2 separate regions of the Homo sapiens genome follow, and region 1 is linked to region 2. A link is a loop called in an ENCODE intact Hi-C map of the cell type or tissue named here. Cell type or tissue: psoas muscle. All regions are shown on one strand.

Evidence for each region. Peaks named below come from ENCODE experiments on the same cell type or tissue, not always from the same donor. Only the 100,000 strongest peaks of a DNase experiment are listed, where the experiment ranks them.
Region 1: it touches region 2 in a loop (2.2-fold over the local background); 5 of 110 quality-filtered maps call a loop at or near these places.

The regions. Positions count from the first base shown.
Region 1 is chr4:6,563,708-6,566,207 of GRCh38, forward strand. It overlaps a transcript of PPP2R2C not described here. Among named protein-coding and RNA genes, the nearest start is that of MAN2B2, 10 kb to the right of the region's middle. In psoas muscle, no CTCF peak of the experiment used is centred here; no DNase peak of the experiment used is centred here; H3K4me3 peaks cover 701 bases; H3K27me3 peaks cover 2,000 bases.
Region 2 is chr4:6,262,808-6,265,307 of GRCh38, forward strand. No RefSeq gene overlaps it. Among named protein-coding and RNA genes, the nearest start is that of WFS1, 5.8 kb to the right of the region's middle. RefSeq lists enhancers at 59-837, 1,626-2,500. In psoas muscle, a CTCF peak has its summit at 1,554 (motif pointing right); no DNase peak of the experiment used is centred here.

The DNA of each region.
Region 1 (2,500 bases), 300 kb after region 2:
GGGGCGGGGGCGCGCGGCGAGGCTAACCCGGCTGCTGGGCCATGGGCGGCTCCGCAGGCTGCGACCGCGACGGGCGTCCTCCGGGCGGCTGCGGGGGGCCGGGCGCGGCGGCCGCTCCTCCTCCGCCTCCTCCGGGCTCGGCTCCCTGCGCGGGCGGGCGGGCGGGGAGGCGCGCCCAGAAGGCTCCGCCCGGAGCGCGGGTGCGGGGCGCGGGGTGCGGCTGCGGGCGCCGAGGGTGGGCGCGGGGCGACGATCGCGAGGCGCGGATCGCAGGGCGCGGATCGCGGGGCGCGGGGCCGGGCACCGGGTAAGAGGCGCGGGGTGCGGGCGCGGGGCGGGGTGTGGGTGCGGGCGCTGGGGCTGTCGCCACGGACCGAAGCGTCCCTTTCTGCCCCACCCACCGGTCCAGCGGCAGCCGCCTCCGCCAGCCGTCACCGCGCGAGGGCCGCCTGCCTGATGGCGATGCCCATTTTACTGAGGAGAAACTGAGGCACGGAGAGGGAAAGGGACTCAGGCGGAGTAAGCGGCCAAGGCGGGGCTCAGCTCCAGATTGCGATTCTGGTTTGAGCCCCTTTGCATCCTGCCCTTCCCCAGACCCGCCCTGCTGGGAGCTGGGGTCGCTGCCCACCCCCGCCCCCCCACCGGGTGCGAAGGGGACAGCAATCAATGCCATGAGGAGGAACGGGAGCTTCACAGCCACGCCCTCCGACCTTCCACGTGCAACAGACGAAGGAGGAAGAGCAATCAGCCACGCCGAGAGGAGGAGGCTGGACGTCCCGCGGGAAGGGCCAGGGCTAGAGAAGCCCATCCAAGGAGGGAGGAGAGAGCGTGCTCCCACGGTGATCCTAAGGCACGAGGGGCCGCTGGCCCTCTTGGGGTCCCAGCTGCCTCACCCTAACTGAGCACAGAACCCCGTGATGCCAATGTGCACAAAGTGGAAGCAGACAGCCACAGGGACACACGTTAATCCCCCCACTCCCCCCTCTCCTACCCTCCCCTCCCAGGAAGGGAGAGGAGCAGGGATGGCTAAGGATAGGCTCTCCAGGGAGCAGAAGAAGGAGAGCAGAGGGAAGGAAAGAGTGCTGCAGGCCCCAGGCCAAAGGTCAGGCCACCCCACCCCACCTTAGCCCAGTTCTAGGCCCGTGAGCTGCACCCTAGCCCCTCTACACCTCACCTAGCAGGAGGGATCTGCCTTCTAAGCCTCTGACCCCCTCCCTCTTCCTTCTTGGCCTTGAAAGTCCAATTTCGTCACCTCCACCTCCAGGAAGGCCTCCAGGGTCCTCCCAGGAGCCCCAAAAGCCCCAGAGCAGCCTCTCCCCGGGGCAGTGCCTGTCTTCCAACACGAGGTCATCCTGCAGCAGCATCAGCCCCTGTTCTCTCAGTTCCCAGCCCTCTGCCTGGCACAGCGTCAGGGCATGGCGGGGTTTCCTGATAAATACATGTCCCACGGGTAGCCTTACAGCCTGAGGTGGGGTGGACCTGGGTCAGGTCCCGGGCAGTCACTTGGCATGGCCTAGTTTCATATTTACAACAACCCTATGAATAGGCATAAATATCCCCATTTTAAAGGTTAGAACCTGGAGGCTCTGGGTCAGGCTGCCAGGAGCCATGGGATGCATCGTCCCTGCCCCAGGGTTAAGTGACTTGCTCACACTGCAGGTGAGCTGTGGAGGTGGGATGAGCCCCTCAGCTGAGCTTTCTGCACACACCAGGGCATGGCCCATTTCCTTGAGTGTGCAAGGGAGACAGGCATGCAGGTAATAATACATTCATTTATTCTTTCGACGGAAGGTAGACAGCCCCTCCTTTCTCCCAGGTGCCAAATCTGGTAGTGAACAAAACGAAGTCTCACGGAGCGTATGGTGTAGCGGGTGAGGAAGATGTTAACCAAATGCACACGTTACTATTGAATTCTATACAGCCATCAATGCTGTAGAGAGGGGAGGTTCACAGACGCTCTCTTTGGCCTTCCATGTGCAAGACACAAAGGAGGAATAGCAGTCCACTGCACAGAGTGGAGGCAGTGCTTCCAGGCAGGAGGGTCAGCACGTGCAAAGGGCTTGAGGTAGGAAGGGACTTGAAGGATCCAGTCGTGCAAGGGTGGTGGCCAAAGGAAGCCAGCTCATTCTAGGCAGAAGAGACACACAGAGGAGGAAAGGGGGGTGAGGATGGGGAGCCATGGGGCCTGTTTGCAGTTGCTGGAAGGAATGTAGTACAAGCATGTGGGAGGTACGGCCAAAAAAGCAAGTTGGGGCTAAACCCTGAATTGTTTGCAATGCAGGCTGAGGATGAGGTTTCCTGAGAGACACTGGGTAGCCATAGAAGGTTTGGAGGTAGGAGTATGCCAGGGTCCATGCTGCTGATCGGGAAGACTGTTTGGCACTGGACGTAGTCTCAAGCAGTTCGCCCATTAAAGCAAGAGGAAGTCCCCCAGAACTGTCCCACTTGCTCAGGAGGACGAAGAGTGCTGATGTCACAGGGTGCAGACTGAATGGGAGAT
Region 2 (2,500 bases):
CTGTAGTCCCAGCTACTTTGGAGGCTGAGGTAGGAGGATCACCTGAGCCTAGGAAGATCACACCACTACATTCCAACGGAGTGAGACCCTATCTCAAAAAAAAACCTGGGGGGAGTAGGGGGCAGAATAAAGCCAGCACCTCCTCCAGGGAGCCGTCCCTGACCACCATCACCTGCTGCAATTTCTCCCCCTGCCAGGAATCCGCAGGCTGTCATCACTTCTCCTCTGGTTAGCCCCTCCCCAGAATAACAGTGGCTGGGGTTTCCAGCTTCCGGACCTAACAAGCCCCTCCAGGGCAGGTACGGGGCTGTGTGCCTTAGACCCTTCCACCTCACACCAGGGCACCCAGTGAGACCTGTGAGGGAGCGGGTAGCAGGTGTTGAACGATTGCCCCTTCCTGCCAGTGACTGACATTTGTAAGAGAGACTCAGCATGAAATGACAGCTGCACGGTGTGGGCACATTGATGTACTTAGCAAATGAGGCCCCTGCTGCTGCCGTGTCCTGTGTCCAGTCCTGGTGACACAGCCCTGGGACCTGAGACCTGTGCCCAGGCCCCATGCTGGCTGCTGTCATGGTCTCCCTGCATCCAGGGCAGGCTGGGCCCATTTCGAAGGTGAGGGCTGGGGGAGGTGGGGGATCTCAGCTGGCACTGCTCAGTGATGTAGGGGCATGACTGGGACACAGGCAGGCCTGGGAACAGCGTCTCTCCCCACACGGGCATTTTCCTTCTTCTGCCTCAAAGTTGCTTTTGCATCCTGGCTTTTTTTTTTTTTTAATTCCCCAAATGAAACTTCCCAGTGCACTTGGTGACTCGTCTGTGGGCTGTGAAGTGGCGTTCGCTCTCTGCCTTCAGAGATGAGCACATCACCACTCAGACCCATGGGAGGGCTCAGAACTACCCGGCGACAATGCAGTGTGTGTGTGTGGCAGGTGGGTGTGTGCACGGGGGTGTGTGTGGAGGTGCTGGCAGGCGTAGGCCTCTGATGTGGCACCAGCCCTGGTGACACAGAGCCGTGTGACCAGCACCGAGCCCCCCACGACACCCCCACCAGCCACAACTCCAGCCACTTGGGCTGTGATTCCAAGGAGACTGTAGAGTGGGCAGGGAACTCAGGTTTATAAAGGGAACACTGGGAAGGAGGGAGGAGTGGTGGGCCCAGGGTGGGATATGAGCAGGGAAGTGGGAGAGGACGAAGGAGGGGGGTGGGAGCCCAGAGGCTCTACGGCCCAGCAGCTGCAGGGTGTGTGATCCTGGGAAGCTTCCATACCCTCAGACCCTCGGACAGTGAGGGAGGCTGCCCCGTGTGTCACATTGTGTTAGGAAGATCTGTCGGGGTATAGCAGCAAAGAGAGCTTCCTACCTTAGATGTGGTCAAGGCCTGGTGGGATGGCCTCAGGAAAGAGGCAGTGGATGGGGCACATGGCCTGAGTGAGCTCCAGACCTTGCTAAATTGCAAAGGCACCCATGCGGTTCCTCTGCTGCACCCCTATCCAGGACTCCCCATAGAATGCAGACTTCTGGTCCAGCTGGCCTGGGCAGGACAAGCTCTCCAGGTGGCGCTATGTGCATAGCCTGAGCTAAGCACCTCCAGCTTGCAGCATGGCTTCTCTAGCTTGCTTTATTTATTTATTTAGAAACAGGGTCTCACTATGTCATCCAGGGTGGTCTTGAACTCCTGGGCTCAAGCAATCCTCCTGCCCAAGCCTCCCGAGTACCTGGGACTACAGGCATATGCCACCACTGGCTCCAACCTTAATGTGCATGCAAATCCCAAGGGCATCTTATTAAAATGCAAATTCTGACTGAGGAGGTCCATGGTTGGCGCGGGATTCTGCATTCGTAACAGGCGTCCAGGTGACTGAGGAATGCTGGATGCTGATGTTGCTGGTCTGGTGGACCCATCACACTATGAACCACACTGCTTTATACTCATGGGTCTCAAATGTTCCTATGTCTCACAAACCCCCCAGGAACCTGTTAAAATGCAGATTCCTGGGCCTGGCTCCCAGGGATGCTGACAAGGCTAGTCCTAGGGTTTCGCTGTGCTAGAAGTCCAATGTGTGGCCGACATGCCCAAACATGTTCTGTTCTTTTCTATTCTTATCTCTTTTACTTTTTCTTTCCTTATCTCTTTTACTTTTTCTTTTCTTTTCTCTTCTCTTCTCTTCTCTTCTTTTGAGACAGGGTCTCACTCTGATGCCCAGGCTGGAGTGCAGTGGTGCAATCTTGGCTCACTGCAGCCTCAAACTCCCCAGTTCAAGCAATCCTCCCATTTCAGCTTCCTGAGTAGCTGGGACTATGGGCACATGCCACCACGTCTGGCTGATTTTTAAATTTTTTTGTGGAGATGGGTTTTTGCCATGTTGCCTAGGCTGGTCTTGAACTTCTGGGCCCAAGCAATCCCCCTGGCTTGGCCTCCCAAAGTGCTGGGATGACAGGTGTGCGCTACCATGCCCAACCAGCCGCACATGTTGTTTTTTTGTTGTTGTTTTTTGTG